Regions from separate parts of the Homo sapiens genome. Here region 1 is linked to region 2. Evidence: read pairs that join two places in POLR2A ChIA-PET (ENCODE). Cell type or tissue: PC-9. All regions are shown on one strand. Links, peaks and the distances in the headings refer to the core of each region. The heading gives the core; the rest is flanking DNA. Region 1 holds the start of NAA40 (N-alpha-acetyltransferase 40, NatD catalytic subunit). Region 2 holds the start of CATSPERZ (catsper channel auxiliary subunit zeta).

Region 1 (15,843 bases), core at 4,278-12,277, 360 kb before region 2:
CTGAGTAGCTGGGATTATAGATGCCCACCACCACGCCCGGCTAATTTTTGTATTTTTAGTAGAGACAGGGTTTCACCATGTTGGCCAGGCTGGTCTTAAACTCTTGACCTCATGTGATCCACGTGCCTCAGCCTCCCAAAGTGCTGGGATTACAGGCGTGAGCCACTGTGCCTGGCCAGTTAAATTTAAATTTCAGATAAATGGTAGTCGGGCGTGGTGGTGCGCAGCTGTAATCCTACCTACTTGGGAGGCTGAGGCAGGAGAATCACTTAAACCCAGGAGGCAGAGGTTGCAGTGAGTCGAGATCGTGCCACTGCACTGCACTCCAGCAGAGTGCTACAGAGCGAGACCCTGTCTAAAAAATAAATAAATAAAACAGAAAATAAATTTCAGATAAACAGTGAGTTTCAGTTTGTCCCACTTATGGAATCTGGCAACCCTAACAGCAGAAAGGCACAGTCACCCACTGCAGGGAGCACAGGATGCCACATGGAGCAGCGGCCCTGGCCAAGCGGGCAGGGGTGGAACAACCATACAGAGTTTAGAGCCGCAGAAGGCCTTTAACTGACCAACCAGATGTGGGTTTTAGAAAAACAGGGGCGTGTGGTGTCACAGGAGCCAAGGGAAGAACAGTGTTTCAAGGAAGAGGGAGGGAATAACAGAGCTACATGTTGCAGGAAGGGCCGGAAAGATGAGGCTGAGACAGGGAAGCACAGTTGGAGTTAGCAAAACTGCTGGAGGCACCAGGAGGGAGGCGTAGGTTGCAGGGGACAGCAGCCAAGCTGCAGGGGTTGAGGAGTGAGAGGAATGAGAAGCTAAGGAAGGAGACACAGGGTAGGCTGTTGCCTCTACAAGCTTTTTGTGTGTGTGTGTGTGTTTGTTTGTTGTTGTTGTTTTTGTCACCCAGGCTGCAGTGCAGTGGCGAGATCTCGGCTCACTGCAACCTCCGCCTCCTGGGTTCAAGTGATTCTCCTGCCTCAGCCTCCTGAGTAGCTGGGATTACAAGTGTGCGTCACCACTCCTGGCTAATTTTTTTTGTATTTTTGGTAGAGGTGGGGTTTTGCCGTGTTGGCCAGGTGGTCTCAAACTCCTGACCTCAAGTGATCACCTGCCTCAGCCTCCTAAAGTGCTGGGATTATAGGCGTAAGCCACCACCCCTGGCCTCCACAAGCTTTTGAGTAGGGAAGAGAGGCCCCCTAGGGCGGGCAGGAGCCAGGAAGGAGCACAAGCGAAGGAGGCCTGGGGAAAGAGGTTCACAGCCGGGAGGGACCCTGAGGGGCCTTAGCGTTTGACACTCTAGGTGGACCTGGCCTTGGGTGGCAGGAGGAGAAGTGTAAATTCAGATTCTTCTGGGGAAGTCCGGGGACTCTCAGCTGCCCACTCATCACACAGTGCGATGACTGCCCTCCCCAAACGTGCTCTCCTTCTCTGGCAGGAGCTGTCTCCCAAGCTGTTCCTCCGCACAGAAGGCAAAGCGGAGCACATGGCGGCCCCCGTGCCTTGGCTGAATGAAGGAGTGAATGAATACTTGGGAGCGGCTGCGGGCCATAGAGGGAGAAGAGGGCAAAGCCTGGAGATTGGGAGTGGCTGTGTCTGAGGCATAGGGAGGAAGAGGCAGCGGAGGAGGGAGGAGCCAGGGAGTCCAGGGGCCTCGGAGAGATGAGGGAGACAGAGTCCCTTGCCGGAGAGGTCGGAGCCGAGTGTGGAGAAGGGGTGCTTCAGCCCCCTGCGTGGGGGTTGGAGAGAAGGGTAAATGAGGCAGCGTAGAAAGCCTGGTCAATGTGGGTGCGGCGGGAGGGATGCGATGCCAGGGAGGGGAGAAGGGGACACATACTTTTTTTTTTTTTTTGAGATAGAGTCTTGCTCTATTGCCCAGGCTGGAGTGCGGTGGTGCAATATCGGCTCACTGCAACCTCCGCCTGTAGGGTTCAAGCGATTCTCCTGCCTCAGCCTCCCAGGTAGCTGGGACTACAGGTGTGCGTCACTACGTCTGGCTAATTTTTTTTTTTTTTTAGATGGAGTCTCGCTTTGTTGCCCAGGCTGGAGTGCGGTGGTGCGATCTCTGCTCACTGCAACCTCTGTCTCCCAGGTTCAAGCAATTCTCTGCCTCAGCCTCCTGAGTAGCCGGGATTACAGGCGCCCGCCACCAGGCCGGGCTAATTTTTGTATTTTTAGTAGAGACGGGGTTTCACCCTTTTTTTTTTTTTTTTTTGAGATGGAGTCTCCCTCTATTGCCCAGGCTGGAGTGCAGTGGCTCAATCTTGGCCCACTGCAACCTCTGCCTTTTGGGTTCAAGCGATTCTCCTGCTTCAGCCTCCTGAGTAGCTGGGACTATAGGCACCTGCCACCAGGCCCAGCTACTTTTTGTATTTTTAGTAGAGATGGGATTTCACCATATTGGCCAGGCTAGTCTCGAATCCACCCTTGTGATCCACCAGCCTCGGCGTCCCAAAGTGCTGAGATTACGGGCATGAGCCACTGCGCCTGGCCTAACTTTTATACTTTTGGTAGAGACGGGGTTTCACCATGTTGCCCAGGCTGGTCTCAAACTCCTGGCCTCAGGCAATCCACCTTCCTCAGCCTCCCAAAGTGCTGGGATTACAGGTGTGAGCCACCGCGTCTGGCCACTTTGATATACTTTTGTATGGGTGTATGGGGTTCCATTCCTGCCCCAGGCCTTGCCATCCATCCCATCTTATTTAATTCTCACAACCACCCCTAGAAGAAGATTTTACTGAAGATGAAGATGATTGCTACTGGTGGTCTCACTTTACAAATAAGGAAACTGAGTCTCAGAGATAGTAGGCAGCTTGCCTAAAGTCACAAGGCCAACAAGTAGCAGAAAGGAGATTTAAACACAGGTTGGTCCAACTCCAGAGCAGGCTCTGTCCACCACCCCACAAGAACAAGGAAGCCCTGAGCAGGAGAGATGGCCCATAATCAGGGCAGGCCTCAGACAGAAGGATGCTGCCTTGGGGCAGAAATAGGGCACTGGGCCTTTTCGGGCCTCTTGGGTGGCCTGGATGATGTCACCTCCCCCAAGGACTACTGGGCTCACCTCCCAGGCCTTGCCTGGTTTCCAGCAAATTCCAGCAGGCTGGGGGAGCAGGGAGCAAACCCAAGAGTGGGGCATGGCAGAAGGGACAGGGCACAGGGGATGGTGGTGGCAGTCATCTGTGCACTGAAACAGCTGACCATGAAGTTCCCTGTAGGTAAGGAGACCAGAAAAACCAAAACACAGTGGGGACTGTGCCGAGGTGGGGGTGGAGTCTCATCCCTCACCTTATCCACTCCCTCACACCGCCCTGGCTCTGCAAATCCTTTTCTGTCAGTTGAAATTTCCTTGCCTAGGCTGGGTGCGGTGGCTCACGCCTGTAATCCCAACACTTTGGGAGGCTGTGGTGGGTGGATCATGAGGTCAGGAGTTCGAGACCAGCCTGACCAATATGGTGAAACCCTGTCTCTACTAAAGATACAAAAATTAGCCAGACACAGTGGCACATGCCTATAGTCCCAGCTACTCAGGAGGCTGAGGCAGGATAATCGCTGAACCCGGGAGGGGAGGTTGCAGTGAGCCGATATTGCACCACTGCACTCCAGCCTGGGCATCAGAGCGAGACTCCGTCTCAAAAAAGACAAGACAAGAAAAGAAATTTCTAGGCCGGGCGTGGTGGCTCATGCCTGTAATCCCAGCACTTTGGGAGGCTGAGGCGGGTGGATCACGAGATCAGGAGTTCAATACCAGCCTGGCCAAGATGGTGAAACCCTGTCTCTACTAAAAATACAAAAACATTAGCCAGGCATGGTGGCGGGTGCCTGTAATCCCAGCTACTGGGAAGGCTGAGGCAGAGAATTGCTTGAACCCAGGAGACGGAGGTTGCAGTGAGCCAAGATTGTGCCACTGCACTGCACTCCAGCCTGGCGACAGAGCGAGACTCTGTCTCAAAAAAAAAAAAAAAAAAAGAAATTTCCTTGCCTCCTCTTCCTTCTTCAAAGATAAGCTTGGATATCCCTTCTTCCCAGCTGGCTACCCTCCTCCCACTCTCAGCTCCCTCTCCTGGTCCCTAGAGGGCTGGCAACCACAACAAATTTCCTGACCACACAATAGGGCTGTCAGGCCAAAGATTCACTCATTCCAGTCTAACTGCATTCCCTCCACGGCCTCATCCAGTCTCACAGCTTTTTTTTTTCTTTTTGTGGTAGAGACAGGGTCTCGCTATGTTGCACAAGCTGGTCTTGAGCTCCTGAGCTCAAGGGACCCGTCTACCTCAGCCTCCCAAAGTGCTGGGATTACAGGCGTGAGCCACCACACTCGGCCTCAGTCTCACAGTTTTATTAATTTATTTATTTTAAAAAATCAAATTTGATTTTGTCTTTTCTATTTATTTTATTATTATTATTATTATTGAGAGGGAGTCTCGTTCTGTTACCCAGGCTGAAGTGCAGTGGCGCAGTCTCAGCTCACTGCAACCTCCGCCTCCTGGGTTCAAGCGATTCTTCTGCCTCAGTCTCCCGAGTAGCTGAGATTACAGGTGCCTGCCACCATGGCCAGCTAAGGTTTTTTTGTACTTTAGTAGAGACGGGGTTTTACCATGTTGGTCAGACTGGTTTCAAACTCCTGACCTCAAACGATCTGTCTGCCTCAGCCTCCCTAAGTGTTGGGATTACAGGCGTGAGCCACCATGCCCGGCCAGTCTCACAGCTTTAAATATTATCTATTCACCGACTGTGCTGAAATTGTTATCTCCAGCGTGGACCCCTCTCCTGAGTTCAACTCTGACTACCCCACGTCTCCACCAGAACGTCTAAAAAGCACTCAGACCTGATGTGGCCAAAACAGAATCCTGATCTTCCCTATACTCAAGCCAGCTCCTTTCAAAGTCATCCACATCTCAATTGAAGCCACTCCATTTTTCTAGCAGCTCAGGCTAAGTAGCTTGGCTCTGATCCTTCCCTCACACCCCACACCAAATCTGCAAGTCCTGTAGGCTCTACCTTCAATGCCCTTCTCCCACCTCTGCCGCTGCTCAACCGTGGAGGCTTCATCTGTTGCCTTGATTATAGCAGTGGCCTCTGGACACTGTCCTTCTTTTTTTTTTTTTTTTTTTTTTTGAGACAGAGTCTTGCTCTGTCGCCCAGACTGGAGTGCAGTGGCCTGATCTCGGCTCACTGCAAACTTCGCCTCCCATGTTCAAGCAATTCTCCTGCCTCAGCCTCTCGAGTAGCTGGGATTATAGGCACCTGCCATCACGCCTGGCTAGTTTTTGTATTTTTAGTGGAGATGGGGTTTCACTATGTTGGCCAGGCTGGTCTCAAACTCCTGACCTCAAGTGATCTGCCTGTCTCAGCCTCCCAAAGTGCAGGGATTACAGGCATGAGCCACCACCTTGCCCAGCCTGGACTGTCCTTCCTTTGACCTTGTCCCTACATTCTCATCTCAACCCAGAAGCCAGGGTGGTTCTAGGACCTCCTCTGCCTGCAATGCCCTTTCCCCAGACGTCCTCATTACTTGCTCCCTCACCTTCAGATCTTGACTCAAGTATCACCTCATGTTTGCCTTTCCTGAGCATCCTAGTTAAAACTATAAATCTCTCTCTTTTTTTTTTTTTTGAGATGGAGTTTCATTCTTGTTGCCCAGGCTGGAGTACGACGGTACAATCTTGGCTCACTGCAACCTTTGACTCCCCACTTCAAGTGATTCTCCTGCTTCAGCCTCCCGAGTAGCTGGGATTACAGGCATGTGCCACCACACCCAGCTAATTTTGTATTTTTAGTAGAGACAGGGTTTCTCCATGTTGGTCAGGCTAGTCTTGAACTCCTGACCTCAGGTAATCCTCCCGCCTTGGCCTCCCAAAGTGCTGGGATTACAGTCGTGAGCCACCGTGCCCGGCCTTTTTTATTTATTTTATTTTATTTTATTTTATTTTATTTTATTTTATTTTTCGAGACAGAGTCTCGCTCTGTTGCCCAGGCTGGAGTGCAGTGGCACGATCCTGGCTCACTGCAAGCTCCGCCTTCCGGTTCATGCCATTCTCCTGCCTCAGTCTCCCGAGTAGCTGGGACTACAGGCGCCTGCCACCATGCCCGGCTAATTTTTTTGTATTTTTAGTAGAGATGGGGTTTCATGGTGTTAGCCAGGATGGTCTCGATCTCCTGACCTCGTGATCTGCCTGCCTCGGCCTCCCAAAGTGCTGGGATTACAGGTGTGAGCCACTGCGCCAAGCTTTTATTTATTTTATTTTTTTTTGAGACCGAGTCTGGCTCTGTTACCCAGGCTGGAGTTCAGTGGCGCTATCGGCTCACTGCAACCTTCACCTCCCGGGCTCAAGCAATCCTCTAACCTCAGCCTCCAGAGTAGCTGGGACCACAAGTACACGCCACCACGCCTGGCTAATTTTTTTTTATTTTTAAATTTTTTTGCAGAGACAGGATCTTACTCTGTTGCCCAGGCTGGTCTCAAAGTCGTGAGCTCAAGCAGTCCGCCCATCTCAGCCTCCTAAAGTGTTGGGATTACAGGTGTGAGGCACTGCGCCAGGCCACAACTATAAATCTTGACCTTCCCTGTGCTCTCTCCCTGCTTTTTCTTCCTTCTAGAGCCTGTATCATTTTTTTTTTTTTTTGAGACTCTCTCTGTCGCCCAGGCTGGAGTGCAGTGGCACAATCTCGGCTCACTGCAAGCTCCGCCTCCCGGGTTCACGCCATTCTCCTGCCTCAGCCTCCCGAGTAGCTGGGACTACAGGTGCCCGCCACCCTGCCCGGCTAATTTTTTGTATTTTTTTAGTAGAGACGGGGTTTCGCTGTGTTAGCCAGGATGGTCTCGATCTCCTGACCTCGTGATCCGCCCGCCTCTACCTCCCAAAGTGCTGGGATTACAGGCGTGAGCCACCGCGCCCGGCCGAGCCTGTATCATTTAACTAACTATGTATATTACCTATTTATTTCATCTATTATCGGTCTCCTCCTTCTAGGATACAAGGGTGGTGCCTATTCTGTTTCTTATTGTTGTTTTCCTTGCTGCTTGGAACAGTGCCTAGCATACAGTAGGCACTGGATAAATGTTGTTGAGGCCACCACTGTACTGAGCACTAAAGTTGGAATAATGAGGCTAAGCACAGTGGCTGACGCCTGTAATCCTAGCACTTTGGGAGGCCAAAGTGGGAGGATCGCTTGGGCCCAGGAGTTTGGGACCAGTCTGTGTAACACAGTGAGACCCCATCTCAACAAAAAATAAATAAAAATTGAGCTGCGTATGGTAGTGCACACCTGTAGTCCCAGCTACTCAGGAGGCTGAGGCGGGAGGATCGCTTGAGCCCAGGAGGTCGAGGCTGCAGTGAGCTGTGATTGCACCACTGCACTCCAGCCTGGGCGACCGCGAGACCCTGTCTCTTAAAAAAACAAAAAGATGGAATAATGAGCAAAACCTGAAAAAGTCCATGAAGCTTAAGTGTTGGGCAGCATTTCACTAATTTTCGTCTTGAAGCATTTCACTAATTTTCGCTCCCTACCTGGGGAGCACTAGGAAGTGAAGACTCTGGCTCCACCCCTGGAGATTCTGGGGGAGGTTGGCAGAGGTGTGCACACTGCGGAAGCGCCCCCGGCGGTTTGGATTCGGGTCACGTGCGGGTCACTCCGGTGTGCTGGGGATGGGTTGAAATTAAAACTTTCCGGGATGCCTGGTGTTCACGCTAACAGCACTGTCCACTCTCTCCTAAACAGTGCTTACGTGCCCGTCTCCCCTCTAAACCCTGAGGTGTGGCGCTGAGATGGCACCTCGCTCCTCTCTGTGCCCCCTGGGCTCAGCACCGCGTAGATGCGAGTTAATTTTTATTGAGAACGTGAATGAATGAGGGGGAATGAATGGTTAGAAGACGAATGAATGAGTAACAGGACTCTGGTTAGAAAAGGAATTTCAAGAGTCAAGATCTGGAAGGTGGGAAAGTTTCCAAAGACTTCCGCTACGCGCGCTAGGGCTCTGGAGGGGCAGGTACTTTAGAGGTCGAGACGCGATTGGCCGCCTGGGAAGGTGGCTGTGCCGCCGGCTGCTACGCGCGGGGCCAAGGAGTCGCTGGCCGCAGGGGAGGTGCTGCCAACCACCCGGCCCCCAGCGGCGCGCGACTCACGGCCTGGGTGAGCAGCCAGGCCTGGCGCCGCCGTTGCCATAGTTACAGACGCAGCCCTGCGAGGGGGCGGGCTCTGGCCGCACGTCATTCCCGGCGCGACGCTCCTCCGCGCTCCCGCCTCCTCCTGGTCGGAGACCCTCGGCCAGCCTAGCGGGCGCTCCACCTGCGCGCCGGCTCACCGCTGCCCTGCGCCGGTTCTGCGCCGGCGCGGTACGAGGGCGCGCGGTTGGGCGGGGGGGGGGGGGGAAGCTGCGAGGCGCATGCGCGTTGCAGGGCCGTCCGCTCTGCTGCCGCCGCTGTTGCAGCCACCGCCGTTGCCGCCTCCCTGCCGGCAAGTGTGTGAAGAAGAAGCTGAGCGTTGTCGCCGCCGCTATGGGGGTGAGTGAGGCAGAGAGAGGAGATGGGAGGTCCAGGGGCGCTCCTCGCTACCCTCGCCCCCTTTGTTCTTAAACCCCCCTCTCACGTGACCCCGACCCCCTCCAGCCTCACGTGACCCCTGACCCCCACATGACCCGACTCCCCCATTCTAAGGGTCCCTACGCTAGGCCTAGCCCGGGAATCCTCTGGAGAGCCCCTGGTCCGGGGCCCCACCCCCTCGGCGCCCCCAGCGTCACGCCCGCCCCTTCCTGCTTCGCGGACCCGTTACTGGCCTCCCCACCACCGTCCCCCGCGGGGACCCTGGGGTTAGCTTCCCGCTCCCCCAGGGTCACTCATCACCTGGCTGTCACCAGCTTCGTCGCTTTTCACATCCGAGGTCAACCCTGGCTTGGAGGGAATTGAGGCCCAGAGGAAAGAAGGCGCCTAGCCAAGGTCATATTGTCGGGGGCGTCAGACCCCACCTTGGGCCTCCCGAATCCCAGTCCACTGCCCTTCCCGTTACTCGAGTCTCAGCGAAGCCGGTTCCCCTACACTCTTTCGAAACCTCTCCACCAGGTTCCTGCTGCTCCTGATAAACACAGCCTTCCTTTCCCATAGACTCCTGCCTTCGACGCCTCCTGGTTGCAATGAAATGGTTCTTACGACCGCTTGGGTTGTTAGGGGTTTTGGTAGTGCAGGTGTTTTTTGCAAGGGGAGGGCTGTGCAGGTGTGCGGGGAAGATGCGGGGAGGCGGGGGCGGCGGCCCAGCCGCGGATGGATATTGACCACTTGTTCCGTGCCGGCAGCCTGGAGGTGCATTTTAGTTTACTTTCCCGGGATATAGGGTAGGGCAGAAGTTATTTGCAAGTTTCTGTGCGTTCACCTTACTAAGTCTCAATTACAGCAGTATCAGTCACCCTCCTAAAAAGATAACGCTTTTCCTAGTATTGGCTGTATTCTTTTTTTTTTTTTTTTTTTTTTTTTTTGATATGGAGTTTTGCTCTTGTCGCCGAAGCTGGAGTGCAATGGCGCGATCTCGGCTCACTGCATCCTCCTTCTTCTGGGTTCAAGCGGTTCTCCTGCCTCAGCCTCCCCAGCAGCTGGGATTACAGGCGCCCGCTACTATGCCCGGCTCATTTTTGTATTTTTAGTAGAGACAGGGTTTCACCACGTTGGCCAGGCTGGTCTCGAACTCCTGACCTCGTGATTCACCCGCCTAGGCCTCCCAAAGTGCTGGGATTACAGGCGTGAGCCACCACACAGGCCTATATTAGTATTTACATGGAATTTCCATCACCTTAAGGGAACCCTGACTTTGGAGCCCGAGGTACCTCACTTCCAGCCCCGTCTTCGCTGCTGGTGGTATAATAGTGTGCCAGTGAGTTGGCCTTTATGTGTTTGAATTTCCTCACCTCTGTAATTGGGATGCTAATACCTCCCCCTTAGGGTAGTAGTGAAGATTAAGTGAGATAATGGATGTAGATTGCTAAGGAGGTGTCTCCTAAGTAGTGGCTGTTATTTTTGTCTGTATCCTCAGCCTTAACTTTACTGATCTAAAATGGATTTGTGCTATTTTTAACCCATTGGGTTTGTCCCTACTGTTGTTAACCTAGTTTTTTTTTTTCCCGTCACTCCACTATTTATCGACTGAACAAATCAACTTATTAGACAAAAATAGTTGTCTAATCCGTGTCAAAACAGTCATCGTGTTTTAACAAATAGTTTTGGGTATTACGTACTTCATATGTAGAAAACCAAGTCTAGAGACCTTAGGCATATTTAACCTAAATTTTGGTGAAAGGTCCTAGACACAGCCATTGTTGAAACTAAATGAAACCTGTGTCCCTTAGTAACTGTCTAACCAGAAGCAGCCACTGCGGATTAAGCAGAAAACAAGAAGTGTAACATGCCGTTCTAGTTCAACACTTCCTCGTTGGTTGGACTGAAATAGCAGGCCCTCAACACCATAAGACAGGGTGAAGGAAAAAAGAAATATGCCCCAGAGATTCTGCGATCCTTGCTTCCTTTAGGGCCTCAATCTTATACTTTACAGATGTGTTTCTCACATGAGACCCTACAAAGTCTCTTCTGGCCTAAAATTGACAGTAAGAGAGACTTGAATTCTCCTCCCTGAAACAGCTGGAACCGTCTCATCACCCTCATTCCACAACTGTGGGTGCTGGGGAAGTCATCATTCCTTGTAGTTACCCTGTGGCAGAGCCTGGCCTCAGGCTGAGTGAGGCTTCAGATGGAGCGCTTTCTCTTCAGTTGCCACACACGTGTCCTAGTTGCCACATTTGTGTCATCTTTCAGGAGTTAGAATTTATATTTCTCTTGCTTCACCAAAAACAGATTCTTTTTGGATATTGGATAGTATATGGGGTAGAGACATTGATACTGAAAATCTAAGAGATGCCAAATTCTTTTTCTGAAAAGTGGCTCCTCCTCCCATCTGGATGTTTCTTTTCTTTTCTTTTCCTTTTTTTTTTAGACAGAGTTGTGCTCTTTTTGCCCAGGCTGGAGTGCAGTGGCACAATCTCAGCTCACTGCAATCTCTGCCTCCCAGGCTCAAGTGATTCTCCTGCCTCAGCCTCCCGAGTAGCTGGAATTACAGGTATTAACCATCATGCCTGGCTACTTTTTTCTGTTTTTAGTAGAGACGGGGTTTCACCATGTTGGCTAGGCTGGTCTTGAACTCCTGACCTCAGGTAATCCACCCACCTCCGCCTCCCAAAGTGCTGGGGTTATAGGCATGAGCCACCGCGCCCAGCCTGGGTGTGTTTTTTTTAATTTGTCTTTATGACCCCTTCCAGTCGTAGAACTGTGTGTGGAGTTACTTTTTCAATGGGAATAGTAAGGGGAAGAGTTTTACACTGCACATGGAAACATTTATGTAACACTTTATAACAAAAAATGCCATATACATGTGATTGTGACATGGTGGAAGGAGCATGACTTTAGGGTTCAAACGTGGATTTGGATCTTGGATGATTCATTCAGCAGATGTGAACTGAGTATCTGCTGTTTGGTGAGCACTGGGTGAACATAGCCAGATAAAGCGGATCTACCCTCACCTCATGGGGAGAGTTGGAGGGAGTGGGAGGAAGAGACCGCTTTGAGAACTCTCCTCACCGCCTCTGTGACCCTGCAAGTTCCTTAACTCTCTGTGCCTCAGGTTTCTCATCAAAGAAGTAGTCACACCTACCATGCTGGGTTGTGAAAAGTAAAATAGATCACCTTTATTAAAGCACCGGCAGAAGATCTGAGGGAGGTCTTTGTAAACAGAAGTCCCCTCCTGCGACTGTTGGTGTAGACATTGCGAGCCCCATTTTATGGAGAAGAAAACTGAGAGAGAAATTTTGAGCAACTTGCTGAAAAGAGCTTAAGTAACTTGCCTGAAGTCACGCAGCTAGTAAGTGAAAGAGCTGAGAATCAAATCCAGGTCTTTTGATTCAAAATCCCGCACTCTCTTTTTTTGTACAAAGCTCCCTTGGAAAAGACACTTAACCACAGTGAGCTTTACTGTTCACTGTGCTTATTATCCATTTTAATTAGGAGCATTTTCCTGTGTCCCTGTAGGACAGCCTTACTTCCACAAGGCAGGGGCAAAGCTAATTGGAACAGTAGGAGACCACTTTTCCTAGTGCGGCCCCTCCCTGCCTGTCTGGCCCAGCTGGCTGCACCCTGCCTTCTGCCCCATGGGCAGGCAGCGGAGCTCGTAAGGGGTTCTTGAGTTATTGCGGTCTCAGGCCATGGCAGCTCCAGGCCTTGCTCTGAGGATTGCCAGGTCTACATGAATGAGCCCACAAATCTACTAGAGGCCCGGCTGGCCCTCCTGCTGCTTGTTCTTGGGAATTACTGCTCATGCTTAGAAGTGAGATGGAGGGAACCCAGGCTTCAGTGCTTTCTGGGTTCTGGGCGTTACCCTTGCCCTCCAGCACCTTTGATCCCTGAGCCCTGTATAAGAGAACAAGCATGTAGGGTGGAGTAAGGGAGCTTGTACCTGCACTGAAGGTGTGCTGGCTTCTAACCTGCCCTTACAGCTCCAAGAGGCCAACATTTGTACCCCCATCTTCATGGAGATGGAGTTGCTTTCATAAGTCATTCTGGGGGTGTCAGGAAGAGCATAGGCCCAATCTGATTGACGCCAAAGCTCATGCTCTTCTGCCCCATGGTGCAGCCCTGGACACCTTCCATCCGACGCTTCTCTGTCCCTCACCTCTGCCTCAGTGCAGAGGGTAGGGTGTATAGCGGCACTGTGTTGGCACGCTGTTACCAAACCAGCCAGGCAATGAGAAAGGAGTTGCCGAGTGGTTGCTGAGGGCTTCTGAAGCCCAGGCCTTATCGTGGCAGGGTGCAAGAATCTTTGTTGATGACCAAGTGGAAGTCCACTATGCAGGACATAGGCGCCTCAGTAGGGGACAGTGTGGCCAGTGGAACAAACATGATCTGCAGCCCATCCCTGGGATTGAGTCTCCCCTCTGCCCTTTATTCACTGCAGAACTGAGTGGTCACATTGTCTCTTCAAGGCTCAGTTTCCTATTGTGTAAAGGGAAGTGATAGTTTCTGCCCTGATAATTGAAACCATAACCTAGGCCGGGTGTGGTGGCTCACACCTGTAATCCCAGCACTTTGGGAGGCCAAGACAGGAGGATCGCTTGAGCTCAGGAGTTTGAGACTAGCCTGGGCAACATAGTGAGACTCCCCCATCTCTAAAAAAAATAAAGAAAAAAAAAGAAACATAATGTTTGTAAAGGTACTTTGCAAGCTTTATCTCTGTGTTGTCTTGAAATCTAAATTTCCAGAGAAAAAGATGAATGCTCTAAACCTGTCCATGGTAGAGGGAGGCTAGTTCTGTTCCAGGAGTCCAGCCTTATGAAGACAGTCTATTCTCTATTTTGTTCCTTCCTCTAGGGAGGTAAGATATGAGATCTTGCCTGTGTTCCACAGCGCTCAGCCATGAGATAATTAATAGCTGGTGTTGGTAGAGTTTGTGGCTATAAGAACAATCCCTGTGAGTTCCTGGTATCTGAACTCCTTTCTTCTTGGTTGATTAAAGTAGGAGGTAAGCAGTGTCATTCCTTGGAAAATAGTGGGTAGAACTGATTCTGAGAACTTCCCCAGCATCTGGTTTTTCAACTCATGCAGAAGGTTAATCGCTCTGAGTGTCCTTTCCTGGGGCCAGTCCGTGTCAGGGCTAGATGTAATTGGGAGTTGTCAAACCTCTCCAGAGAGCTCAGGGAAAGGAGGGGTGTTGGGGGGGAGGTGTCAAAAGAGGCTGCTCTATTGGTAAAAAGCAGAGCCAACTTACCAGTGCCTTTGGGATGCCTTCTGGGGACCAGCTGGGTGGTGCATGCAGTCTGCATGCCTGTGCTCTCTTGTTGTCCTGGGGAGAGAGAATGAGAATAGCCTTTTATTGAACACATACCATATTAACCCTCATAAGGACCCTCAGTCATCAAGCCAGGGGAGGCTCAGAGAAGTGCTGTGCCTCGTCCTAGCACTGCAGAGGGTGGAGAGCAGGAAGAGGCTTTGGACAGCCCTGGCGCAGTGGCTCACGCCTGTAATCCCAGCACTTTGTGAGGCTGAGGCAGGCGGATTACTTGAGGTCAGGAGTTAGTGACCAGCCTGGCCAACTTGGTGAAACCCCGTCACTACTAAAAATACAAAAATCAGCTGGACATGGTGGTGCGCTCCTGTAATCCCAGCTACTTGGGAGGCTGAGGCAGGAGAATCGCTTGAACCCAGGAGGCAGAGGCTGCCGTGAACCGAGATCTCACCACTGCATTCCAGCTTGGGTGAAAGAGTGAGACTCCATCTCAAAAAAAAAAAAAAAAGAAGAGAAAAAAGGAGGTTTTGGATGAGGCCTGCCAGGTGTCAGAGCCTGGCTCTTGCCGTGTGTTACCTGGCTTTTCACAATAGGGTGAGTGGGTCTTAGGCCTGAGAGAATCTCACGTCGGCCTCAAAACAGGACCTGATCTAGAAGCAGCTGTGGGCAATTTGCCATTCGCTGCTCTATGCCAGGAGAATCCCCACTTGCTGCTCCTCTGCTGCCCTGCTGCTGACTGTGTGCCTGCAGCTTCGTCTTGCTGGCCATGTGTCATCTGTGTCCTGAGGTGAACCCTTTGGGCCCCTGCCCTCTGCCCTGTCACTGGGTGTGCCCTGTCACTCGTTGGCCTTAACTGAGCAGGGCTTCTGGGAATGGCTCTGTGTCCTTGAGTCCGAACACGGTGGCCCCCACTTGAAATGAGACCCGGCTCCCACAGGAGCTGTGGCCAACCAGATCTTTGTCTCCCAAAGCTGGAAGACACCGAAAAGGCTTTGAATAAACTTAGGAACAGCCATCAACGGCTACCTTAGATGCTGTCTCCTCCCTGAAGCGGTCTTCAGTGTGTCTAAAGTTGGGTGTTCCCTCCTTAGGAGGGAGCGGGTGAGTGAATATTTACTAAGTGCCTGCTGGGGGCTGGCCTGCTGTAGGCGTTGTCAGCTGTTTCGCTGGGTCCCCACAGTGTCTGTGTCAGGACGGCCAGTGCTCTTTCTGAAGGGAAGCTGAGAAGTCTGGTGACCTCTGAGGACTCCCCACTACAAAATGACCTGCTTGGGTCTTTCCGCCCCTCCAAATGTGTGGCAGCAGAGGTGGGAAATTTCTCACTGCTGGGCCAGGCCTGTGGATGCAGGGCCCTTCGATTCCTTAAAGGGAAAGTCAGTGCTTGATTGGCCACAGCCATTCCAGCTAACGTTGCTTTTCCCTGTTGCAGAGAAAGTCAAGCAAAGCCAAGGAGAAGAAGCAGAAGCGGTTGGAGGAGCGAGCAGCCATGGATGCCGTTTGTGCCAAAGTGGACGCTGCCAACAGGGTGATTCTCCCTTTCTTCCCAGTCCCTGCCTCCTGGGACTTCAGCTTGGTTTATAATTTGACTTATTTTGTCTCCACCCTGTGGCAGAATTGTGACACTACCCACCCACACCGCCTCTGCCTCCTTGCTGTGCAGGGAACTGAGCTCATACCTGTGTGTTGGAAGTTGGCGCCAGCAGTTGGCCCAGGTGTTTGGGAAAACGTGGATTCCAGTGAAGTGGCTGCCTCCCTGTGGATCTTCTTCCTTATGAATAGAGGAGGATCTAGATAATTTTTTTTTCTTTTGTGTGAGACAGGGTCTCACTCTGTCATCCAGGCTGGAATGCAGTGGCACTATCTCGGCTCACTTCAACCTTGCAGCCTCTGCCGCCTGGGCCCAAGTGATCCTCCCACCTCAGCCTCTCAATTAGCTGGGACTATAGGTGCCCACCACCACACCCGGGTAATTTTTGTAGAGACGGGGTTTGGCCTTGTTGCCCAGGATGGTCTTGAACTCCTGAGCCCAAGCATTTC
Region 2 (10,947 bases), core at 750-8,749:
GGAGACGGAGGGGTCCCAGGTGGCCCCTAGACTTCCTGCATCGCCCCTCTGCCCAGGCTATGGCAATGTGGCCCTGCGCACAGATGCCGGGCGCCTCTTCTGCATCTTTTATGCGCTGGTGGGGATTCCGCTGTTTGGGATCCTACTGGCAGGGGTCGGGGACCGGCTGGGCTCCTCCCTGCGCCATGGCATCGGTCACATTGAAGCCATCTTCTTGGTGAGCTGCTCCATGCCCTGCCTGCCCTTGTGCTGGGCTCCGGCTACCCTTCCCCATGTCCCTGGCACATGAGCGCGCCCCCAAAGACCATAAGCCTCTCCCACAGGCTCCTGGGGGCGGGAGTGGGGAGTATGGGAGTGGGGATTGTTGGTGTCTCCTGGGTCCTGCCTACTGCCCCATCCCGCAGAAGTGGCACGTGCCACCGGAGCTAGTAAGAGTGCTGTCGGCGATGCTTTTCCTGCTGATCGGCTGCCTGCTCTTTGTCCTCACGCCCACGTTCGTGTTCTGCTATATGGAGGACTGGAGCAAGCTGGAGGCCATCTACTTTGTCATAGTGACGCTTACCACCGTGGGCTTTGGCGACTATGTGGCCGGTGAGGCCGCCCTTCTTGTGCTGCACTTTCCCATCTACTTTATTCCTGATCAGGGGCTCTGCACTCCTGCCTTTCCCTCCAGATCCCATGTGGTTGCTCTAACCCCTGCATCCATCATGGAATGCACCATCACAGCCTTGCACACACACCAGCGCCTTATGCACACTCACATTCTTATATGCTTGAGTCCCATGCATGCTCACACATATATTAAATGCACCCCTCGCATGTGTCACATTCTTGCACGGGAGCGCCCCTTCTTGCATGCTTTTATCTTGCACACTTTCAACTCATGCACACCACTCATTTTCCTGCCTGCACTCACACACTCAAGCACATACCCATTGCCCTAGGGAGGGCAGGTCCTCTCCAGGAACTGGGAGGGGGGCACTGAACCAGAGCTCACAGGCTTGCCCCACAATCCAATTCTTTCTACCTTCCCTGGTGGTATCCCAGGCGCGGACCCCAGGCAGGACTCCCCGGCCTATCAGCCGCTGGTGTGGTTCTGGATCCTGCTCGGCCTGGCTTACTTCGCCTCAGTGCTCACCACCATCGGGAACTGGCTGCGAGTAGTGTCCCGCCGCACTCGGGCAGAGGTAGGCGCCCCAGGGTTGGCACTGTGCCTGCGCACTGTGGTGCAAATGTGCTGTTCCCTAGCAGGGGGTTGATCAGGCTGTCTCCTATCCAGGGCGTGGGCTCCTGAGGCAGGGGCTGAGTGAGCCTCTGTGTGTGCCCCGCAGGGAACAGAGGGGTATAAGTTTGTGGGTACCTTCACCACCTCTTCCTTCATGGGTAGGATTGCCGGATTTAGCAAATAAAAATGCAGAAAGCCAGCACAGGCAACATGGTGAGATCCCGCCTCTAGAAAAGGCACAAAAATTAGCCCTGCGTGGTGGTGTGTGCCTGTAGTCCCAGCTACTCGGGAGGCTGAGATGGGAGGATCGCTTGAGCCAGGGGAGGTCGAGGCAGCAGTGGGTCATGATTGCACCACTGCACTCCAGCCTGGGTGACAGAGTAAGCCCTGGTCTCAAACAAACAAACATTAACAACAACAACAAAAACAAAACTCAGTTAAATTTGAATTCCAAATAAATAAAATTTTATTATGGCGGGGGGCAGTGGCTCATGCTTGTAATCCGAGCATTTTGGGAGGCTGAGGCGGGTGGATCACGAGGTCAGGAGTTCGAGACCAGCCTGGCCAACACAGTGAAACCCCGTCTCTACTAAAAATACAAAAATTACCTGGACGTGGTGGCGGGCGCCTGTAATCCAAGCTACTTGGAGGGCTGAGGCAGGAGAATCGCTTGAACCGGGGAGGCAGAGGTTGCAGTGAGCTGAAATCACACCACTGCACCCCAGCCGGGATGACAGAGCTAGACTTGTCTCAAAAAAAGAAGAAAAAAAAAAAAAAAAAAAAAAAGCATGTCCCAAATATTGCACGAGATATATTTATACTAAAATTTTATTTGTTGTTTCTCTGAAATTCACATTTAGCCAGGCGATTTGTATTTTGCCACCCTGCTGGGAGCACCCAGTGGAGGAGCCCTTCCATCCTTGGGGCTGGCTGAGGCTGGAGGACCAGGCAGAAAAGAGGGTTGGGGTTTGATCCCTGCTGGTGAAGGGGCAGGTTCCCGGGGGGTCGCGGAGGGGGTCTAGACCTCTAGTCGAGGGCTGCTTTCCCTCTCCGTGCAGATGGGCGGCCTCACGGCTCAGGCTGCCAGCTGGACTGGCACGGTGACAGCGCGCGTGACCCAGCGAGCCGGGCCCGCCGCCCCGCCGCCGGAGAAGGAGCAGCCACTGCTGCCTCCACCGCCCTGTCCAGCGCAGCCGCTGGGCAGGCCCCGATCCCCTTCGCCCCCCGAGAAGGCTCAGCCGCCTTCCCCGCCCACGGCCTCGGCCCTGGATTATCCCAGCGAGAACCTGGCCTTCATCGACGAGTCCTCGGATACGCAGAGCGAGCGCGGCTGCCCGCTGCCCCGCGCGCCGAGAGGTCGCCGCCGCCCAAATCCCCCCAGGAAGCCCGTGCGGCCCCGCGGCCCCGGGCGTCCCCGAGACAAAGGCGTGCCGGTGTAGGGGCAGGATCCCTGGCCGGGCCTCTCAAGGGCTTCGTTTCTGCTCTCCCCGGCATGCCTGGCTTGTTTGACCAAAGAGCCCTCTTTCCACGAGACTGAAGTCTGGGGAGGAGGCTACAGTTGCCTCTCCGCCTCCTCCCTGGCCCCGGCCCTTCCCTCACTTCCATCCATCTCTAGACCCCCCCAAGGCTTTCTGTGTCGCTGCCCCGGGCGGGTGTATCCCTCACAGCACCTCACGACTGTGCCTCAAAGCCTGCATCAATAAATGAAAACGGTCTGCACCGCTGCGGGCGTGACGCTCCCGGACGCGAGTGGGTGTGGAATTGCTTTCCTCGGGCCACCGTGGGGGCACCTCTGGCCTCCCGTGACCCCCAGGCCGAGGGTCCCCGGGCACCCAGGTCGGTCAAGTCTCGGCCCTCTCAGGCCCGCGTCTCTGCCTGGAGGAGACTGTGTAGGGTCCGGCGTGGGGATCAGCCAGGATGGGCTGCGCGTCTCCAGCCTCTGCACACACATTGGCGGGTGGGGTGCAGGGAGGGAGAGGCAGGGGAGAGAGAATGGCATCTCGCGTGGAGGGCTGTCGTTTGAACTCTCCCAGCGCGAGAGACCCTGCCCCGCCCCCTTCCTGGAGCGTTGACTCCCTTCTCGTCTCGAGGCCTGTGGCGTCTGGGTCCGTTGGGGCAGAACCATGGAGGAAAAGCCTTCGAAAGTAAGACGTCTCCCTAGGCCCCTTACCCTGTCCGCTCCAACCCACCCTTGGTCCGACTCGGGCCCCTGGCGCTATTTCTTACTCAGCCTTGGCTGCCCGCAGCCCCCACCCAACCCCACGTTCTACGGGATCCCCAACCCGGCCCGGCTCAGTTCCCCAGCCCGCTCTTCCTTCCCGCTCCAGCCATCCGCGACCCTTGGCTCCCTCCTTGTATGTGGCCCACAGGTGTCGCTCAAGTCTTCCGACCGCCAAGGCTCGGACGAGGAGAGCGTGCATAGCGACACTCGGGACCTGTGGACCACGACCACGCTGTCCCAGGCACAGCTGAACATGCCGCTGTCCGAGGTCTGCGAGGGCTTCGACGAGGAGGGCCGCAACATTAGCAAGACCCGCGGGTGGCACAGCCCGGGGCGGGGCTCGTTGGACGAGGGGTACAAGGCCAGCCACAAGCCGGAGGAACTGGACGAGCACGCGCTGGTGGAGCTGGAGTTGCACCGCGGCAGCTCCATGGAAATCAATCTGGGGGAGAAGGACACTGCATCCCAGATCGAGGCCGGTCAGTGTGGCCTCGCCAGGCCGTGGGCACCCGCAGGGCAATAAGCTGGCCAGGGACTCAATTTCTGGAGCTGTAAAATGGGGGGAAGCTGATGGGATCCAAGTTTCTAGGATTCTCTGGGAGAGGCGCCCGCGCCAATCTTTCGCCCTTTAAATCCGCCAGGCATTCTTGGAGCGCCCCCTCCCGGGCAGGCGTTGTAACAGGCCTTTCGGTCGTGACGCGCAGAGTCCGGGGAAGGACGCACCAAATAAATTGCGCAAAGACCCCGTGGTAGGACCTGCGGGGTTTTTTTGTTTTGTTTGTTTTGTTTTGTTTTGTTTTTGAGACAGGATCTCACTCTGTCGCCCAGGCTGGATGGAGTGCAGTGGTGCGATTATAGCTCACTGCAGTTCAAGTGATCCTCCCGCCTCCCACTTTTTTTTTTTTTTTTTTTTTTGAGACGGAGTCTCGCTGTGTCGCCCAGACTGGAGTGCAATGGCACGATCTCTGCTCGCTGCAACCTCCGCCTCCCGAGTAGCTGGGATTACAGGCGCGCGCCACCACGTGCGGCTAATTTTTGTATTTTTAGTAGAGACGGAGTTTCACCATGTTGGCCAGGCTGGTCTCGAACTCCTGACCTCAAGTGATCCGCCGGCCTCGGCCTCCCAAAGTGCTGGAATTACAGGCTTGAGTCACTGCGCCCGGCCTTTGTTTTTTAGAGATGACGTCCTGCTTTGTCACCCAGGCTGGAGTGCAGTGTTGTGATCATAGCTCACTACAGCCTCAAACTCCTAGGCTCAAGGTATCCTCCAACCTCAGCCACCCCCACCACCCCGAGCTGGGAGGACAGGCCGGCACCATCCTGCTCAGCTAATTTTTTATTTTTTGTAGAGAAAATTTCGACATGTTGCCCCAGCTGGTCTCAAACTCCTGGGCTCAAGTGATCCTCCTGCTTCGGCTTCCCAAAGTATTGGGATTACAAGTGTGAGCCACCATGCCCGGCGAGACCTGTGTTTTTAATGGAATCATCCCACCAGTTGCAAGAGTTAACTCCTTGTCTTATGATTTGCGCTGGTTGAGGAGGTGTACGTCTTTCCATTAGTCAGTTGCTGGTTACAATTTCTAAGCCCCTACTACGTGCTGGGCACTGTCTGGCACCCCCTCAAACTACTTCATCAGAGAGTAAGAACCAATAACAGTATAACAATGGTTACATATTGAGCACTTGCTGTGTGCCAGGCACGGGGCTTCCCCTGGATTGTCACCTTCAAACTTCACAACCTCCATAAAGAGCTATTTATTTTTTATTTATTTATTTTTATTATATTTTTTGAGACGGGGTCTCACTCTGTCGCCCAGGCTGGAGTGCAGTGGTGCCATCTCGGCTCACTGCAAGCTCTGCCTCCCAGGTTCACACCATTCTCCTGCCTCAGCCTCTGGAGTGGCTGGGACTACAGGCGCCTGCCAGCACGCCCGGCTAATTTTTTGTATTTTTAGTAGAGACAGCGTTTCACCTTGTTAGCCAGGATGGTCTCAATCTCCTGACCTCGTGATCCGCCCACCTCGGCCTCCCAAAGTGCTGGGATTACAGGCGTGAGCCAACCGCGCTCGGCTATTTATTTTTGAGTCAGATTCTCACTCTGTTGCCCATGCTGGAGTGCAATGGTGCGATCTTGGCTCACTGCAACTTCCGCCTCCCCGGTTCAAGCAATTCTCCTGCCTCAGCCTCCTGAGTAGCTGGGATTACAGGTGCCTGCCACTATGCCTGGCTAATTTTTGTATTTTTAGTAGAGACGGTGTTTCACCATATTGGCCAGGCTGGTCTTGAACTCCTGATCTTGTGATCTGCCCACCTTGGCCTCCCGAAGTGCCTGGATTACAGGCGTGAGCCACCACTTGGCCAAGAGCCAAGAGCTGTTCTTTTTTTTTTTTTTTTTTTTAGTTTTTTTTTGAGACAGAGTCTCACTTCTTCACCCAGGCTGGAGTGCAGATGTACGATCTCGGCTCAGTGCAAGCTCCGCCTCCCTGGTTCAAGTGATTCTCCTGCCTCAGCCTCCCGAGTAGCTGGGATTACAGGCACTTGCCAGCAAGCCCGGCTAATTTTTGTATTTTTAGTAGAGACGGGGGTTTCACCATGTTGGCCAGGTTGGTCTCGAACTCCTGACCTTGTGATCCGCCCACATTGGCCTCCCAAAGTGCTAGGATTACAGGCATGAGCCACCGTGCCCGGCCAAGAGCTGTTCTTATTACCCCATTTTACTGATGAAGAACTTGAGGGTCAGAGAGTGTCAGTCACTGGTCCTAAGTGTCACACTGTGGGGCAGTCATTACTGGAACCATGTGGGTGGGGCTCTAAAGCCCAGGGTTGTAACCTCTGTCCCATGCTGACCCCAAGGCTGCACCAGGAGCTGGTCTCTGAAGGCCATTCCCTCTCACAAGGTGCCTACCCATCTCCTGTGCTCCAGGGAAGGCCCAGGAGTCTGCGGATGACTAACCCTTTTTTCTCTTCTCCCAGAAAAGTCTTCCTCAATGTCATCACTCAATATTGCGAAGCACATGCCCCATCGAGCCTACTGGGCAGAGCAGCAGAGCAGGGTTGGAGGGGCTGGGGAGACTGGGCGTTTCGGTGGGGTAGGGGATAGGCAAATTGGGGGTTGATAGGATATGAAAGTTGGGGGTGGTTGGCAGGGTGGAGGGGCAGGCAGGCTGGTTGGGGGTTTGGGGGCCACAGGGAGGAGGTGGGGGCATTTCAGCTGTGGGCAGAGATGAAGTACCTGGACGCCTAAGCCTCTTGCTGCTTCTCCAGCTGCCACTGCCCCTGATGGAACTCATGGAGAATGAAGCTCTGGAAATCCTCACCAAAGCCCTCCGGAGTAAGCTCCCCGCCAACCCCCAAGAACTCCCACGACAGATTCTGGTGGATTTTGCAGGGCTGGGGCCCAGGGGGGTGGGGTTTCAGGGTGCCTTATGTCTTGTCAGATGCCCTTGGCACTCACAAGTATTCCAAGGGCCCCATAAAAGTTAAAAGCTGAGGGACTGGGCACAGGAAGACCCAGTGGGGGACATGTGGTGATGGGCAGAGGCCTGGGCTCCAGGCTGAGTGCAGCCCCTCTCCAGCTGAGGGAGGCTTTTCTGTGGCTGTTTCTCCACCTGCACAGTGGGATGACCGCCTTGGTGTGGCCTCGACTGCCTCTGGTTGGGGAGTTGTGAGGAGCCTTTGGACAGTGGATTATGTGGGTGAACTTTTGCTGCTGTGGTAGGAAAGCCCAGCGGTGATAAAGGGCCAGCTGATGGCTTAGAGTGGGTGGCTGGTCCAGAAGGTGGGCAAACTGCTCGCTACCACCGCCCTAGTTCAGGCCTGCAACCTCTTCCCTAGCCTTGACCTCATCCATCCTCCACCTTAACACTCAGCACCCTTAGAGATGCAAAGTTCCCCAGGCTAACACAGACCTGAGTGCCCTGCGCTACTGCTACCTCGAATCATCTGCGGTTCCTCGAATCACACATGCGGCGCCCCCTGGTGGGGAGACCTTTCGGTTGCTCACTGCCCTGAGCCGAGCTCTGCCCTCCTCCTAGGCTACCAGTTAGGGATCGGCAGGGACCACTTCCTGACTAAGGAGCTGCAGCGATACATCGAAGGGCTCAAGAAGCGCCGGAGCAAGAGGCTGTACGTGAATTAAAAACGCCACCTTGGGCTCGAGCAGCGACCCGAACCAGCCCCGTGCCAGCCCGGTCCCCAGACCCAAGCCTGACCCCATCCGAGTGGAATTTGAGTCCTAAAGAAATAAAAGAGTCGATGCATGGTCCGTGAGTCAGTGCAGGACAGCCCGCGTGAGGCGGACGCACGTGGCCCCGCCCTTCCCCGTGACCTTCATTCGGTCACCGCAGTGACCTTCATTCGGTCACCGCAGTGACCTTGAGCTTTCTCCGTCCGGGCCCTATCGGCCCTACCTTCCGGGACTCGCAATCCAGGACTTATTGCATGTTTTAAGTCGGCTTCACCCACCCCGAGTTCCGCAGCTCTGTGGGGCTACTGGGTCTACGGTTCGAGTGCTCAGTTGGTGTCGCTTTGGGGGAAGGGGGTAGGGGGAACGGGGCAGCACCTCCCTCCTCGCGACGGCGCGCTAGGCTCCGCCCCTCAAGCATAGGTAGCAGGTCCAGCCTCTCCGCTCGTCCCGCCCTTGCGTTTTCATCTGTAAGTGGTCTCTTGGCTCCGCGACTGCAGCCTGCACCGCCTCGCCCACTCCTCTCGCGCGCAGCAAGCCCCGCCTCCTCCGTTACGAAAGAGCGCTTCTGGCCCCACTTGCTCTCGGCTCTATTGTCCCCGCCCTCCGCGTCTCCGGCCCCGCCCCTCCCAGGGGCCGCGTACGCATGTGCGCCGCAGTGGCTCGGCGGGCTGCGGGGCGGGACCTGCACGAAGGCCCGCCCACTGGCGCTGCCGGCTCCGCCCCGACTCGTCCGGGCGCGCAGGCGCCGCCCGCCCCGCTGGTCTGATTAGCATAGGACCCCGGGCCCCGCCCCCTGCTTTGCATGCGCACGGCCGGCCCCACCCCCGCTGTCAGCTGGAGGAAGCGGAGTAGGAAGCGGCCGCGATGTCCTTTTGTGTCCTACAAGCAGCCGGCGGCGCCGCCGAGTGAGGGGACGCGGCGCGGTGGGGCGGCGCGGCCCGAGGAGGCGGCGGAGGAGGGGCCGCCCGCGGCCCCCGGCTCACTCCGGCACTCCGGGCCGCTCGGCCCCCATGCCTGCCCGACCGCGCTGCCGGAGCCCCAGGTCCGGGGGCGGAGGGGAGCGCTGCCGCGGGGGTGGGCGGGCGGGGCGCGGGGGCCATGTGCGAGCGCGGCAGGGAGGCGGGCGGGGCGGGCTGCAGGCGGGGTCCGACTCTGGGGCCAGTCCGGGCCACGGTTGGGACCCAGTCGAGGGTCGGACTGGTCAGGGTTCAGGCGGGATCCGGCGTCCGAGTCCTGGTGGGCCGGCCTGGGGCAGGATCTGGCTCTGGCTGCGGGTCCTGACTCGGGTCAGGGTTGGGCCTCCGATCCAGCCCGCTCCGGGGCAGGGTTCAATCCCGCATTTGCCGAAGTCCCTGGGGCTGGCCGGGGTGGAAGACGGGGAGGGCTCTATGTCTGGGAAGGGGCTCTGAAGACCACGTGGGGGCGCTCGAAGGGGCCTGGGGCCACCCTCCTCTCTGGGTCAAAGGTCATCGCACCGGCAGGGGAGAACTTCCTCCTCCTTGGCTCTCCCCACTTACTTCCTGATAACCTGGTAGAGGTCTCCCGCGGGCGGGGAGGGGGAGGCGTAGCAACTTTAGGCAACTTCCCAAAGGTGTGCGCAGGTTGGGGGCGGGACGCGGCGCCCCGGGAGGTGGCGGCCTCTGCGACAGCGGGAGTATAAGAGTGGACCTGCAGGCTGGTCGCGAGGAGGTGGAGCGGCGCCCGCCGTGTGCCTGGGACCGGCATGCTGGGGCAGGAGGGCAGCCGCGTGTCAGGTGTGAAAAGCTCTGGAGGTGTTTTCATGAGTCCGTGCCTGTGCGTGTGGATGTGGGGAGACCTAGTGAGAGTGTGTGTGATCATGAGCCTTGACTGAGTTCGTGGATGGGGTGTGCGCTCCAGGAGAAGTGTGTGAGCACAAGTGTGAGCAGGAGTGAGCACGGGTTTGGGAAGGCCGGTGCAAGTGTGAAAGCCCTCAGCAGAGAGCGAGCCTGCGTGGGCTTGTGGGGCTCCTGAGCACCCCGGTGAGTGGAGTGTGTGAACTCGGTGTGAGCACGTCCACTGGCCTTGGGTCTGCTCTCCAATGCAGAATACCCAGATGAGGGCAGGGTCTCAGAGGTCCCCCCAACATCTGGAGAAAACTGGGAAGTATCCTGCTCCTGGCTAGGGATTCCAGGTGGGGTTGAAGGTTGCCTGGGGGCTACGGTTACCCTGCTCCCTGGCCTGGGTGGGAGTAGGGGCTTTCTAAGCCTCCCCCAGGTTCCCAAGGGGGAGACCTGCTGTCAGTTACTGGCCCTGAAGACTCTGTTTCCATGGCAACAGCTAGGAGGGGGCAGTGTTCCTGGGCAGTCCTTCCTTGGACTCTGCCCCCCTTCTTCCCCACTTGCTGGGCTTGGAAGCCTGGCCCTAGGCCCGAGGTTGGGCAACCCGTGTGGCAGGGTGTCTCCCATCCCCCATACCAGTGCTTTCCTGCGAACCTATGGGTCTCTCCGTGCAGGTGACCAGCGCCATGTCCAGCCAGGTGGTGGGCATTGAGCCTCTCTACATCAAGGCAGAGCCGGCCAGCCCTGACAGTCCAAAGGGTTCCTCGGAGACAGAGACCGAGCCTCCTGTGGCCCTGGCCCCTGGTCCAGCTCCCACTCGCTGCCTCCCAGGCCACAAGGAAGAGGAGGATGGGGAGGGGGCTGGGCCTGGCGAGCAGGGCGGTGGGAAGCTGGTGCTCAGCTCCCTGCCCAAGCGCCTCTGCCTGGTCTGTGGGGACGTGGCCTCCGGCTACCACTATGGTGTGGCATCCTGTGAGGCCTGCAAAGCCTTCTTCAAGAGGACCATCCAGGGTGAGCCCCCAGCCCACTCCCCTGTCCTTTGCCCTGCACCCTCTGGGTACACTGCTGGGTGCAATAGGCCCCCTGATGGCTGTGGCACCGCTTGAGGCTAACAATCTGGTGTTTCCAGTCCCTCTACCTCCCAGAGACACTCTTTCCCTGAGAAGTATGGTAAAAGCACCGGGTGTGCTGATGCATTGCAGTGGATGTGAGTGAGTTCAGGGTACCACCTGGGTACTCTAGGCCCAGCACCTTCTACAGTGGCTCTGAAAGAGTCCAAGGCAGCCTCTGTCTGTTCCTAAGCTTTGTTCTTGTTTCTGGCAGCTTCTGACCTCTCCCCAGCATAGAACATGTCCCCTTTTTGTTAATTTTCCCAAAGCAGCACCAACACAAGGCAGATTTTAATTTTTTTTTTTTTGAGACAGAGTCTCACTCTGTTGTTCAGGCTAGAGTGCAGTGGCACAATCTCTGCTCACTGCAACCTTTGCCCCTGGGTTCAAGAGATTCTCCTGCCTCA

Evidence for each region. ChIA-PET counts read pairs that join two places held together with the same protein. Peaks named below come from ENCODE experiments on the same cell type or tissue, not always from the same donor. Only the 100,000 strongest peaks of a DNase experiment are listed, where the experiment ranks them.
Region 1: POLR2A ChIA-PET joins it to region 2 with 10 read pairs; 2 of 35 experiments call an interaction of 5 or more read pairs at or near these places.

The regions. Positions count from the first base shown.
Region 1 is chr11:63,930,605-63,946,447 of GRCh38, forward strand. NAA40 (N-alpha-acetyltransferase 40, NatD catalytic subunit) reads left to right here and starts at 8,398. Exons shown (of 8, transcript NM_024771.4): 1 at 8,398-8,498; 2 at 15,236-15,331. The coding sequence starts at 8,493. RefSeq lists enhancers at 7,401-7,901, 8,140-8,279, 14,439-15,368 and silencers at 8,000-8,049, 8,310-8,389, 8,319-8,504. In PC-9, for the core only: a CTCF peak has its summit at 7,590; DNase peaks (open chromatin) are centred at 7,607 and 8,097; H3K4me3 peaks cover 2,423 bases; H3K27ac peaks cover 2,039 bases.
Region 2 is chr11:64,297,063-64,308,009 of GRCh38, forward strand. It overlaps KCNK4 (potassium two pore domain channel subfamily K member 4), which reads left to right. Exons shown (of 7, transcript NM_033310.3): 4 at 57-217; 5 at 405-591; 6 at 1,048-1,187; 7 at 2,284-2,969. The coding sequence ends at 2,664. It overlaps CATSPERZ (catsper channel auxiliary subunit zeta), which reads left to right and starts at 3,296. Exons shown (of 5, transcript NM_001039496.2): 1 at 3,296-3,369; 2 at 3,595-3,925; 3 at 6,420-6,499; 4 at 6,711-6,777; 5 at 7,481-7,708. The coding sequence starts at 3,349. The coding sequence ends at 7,584. It overlaps ESRRA (estrogen related receptor alpha), which reads left to right and starts at 8,462. Exons shown (of 7, transcript NM_004451.5): 1 at 8,462-8,674; 2 at 10,106-10,442. The coding sequence starts at 10,118. It overlaps KCNK4-CATSPERZ (KCNK4-CATSPERZ readthrough (NMD candidate)), which reads left to right. Exons shown (of 11, transcript NR_133662.1): 4 at 57-217; 5 at 405-591; 6 at 1,048-1,187; 7 at 2,284-3,369; 8 at 3,595-3,925; 9 at 6,420-6,499; 10 at 6,711-6,777; 11 at 7,481-7,707. RefSeq lists enhancers at 2,196-3,190, 9,089-9,158 and a silencer at 8,169-8,678. In PC-9, for the core only: CTCF peaks have their summits at 4,097 (motif pointing left), 7,456 (motif pointing left) and 7,655; DNase peaks (open chromatin) are centred at 4,129, 7,449 and 8,159; H3K4me3 peaks cover 2,537 bases; H3K27ac peaks cover 730 bases; H3K27me3 peaks cover 657 bases.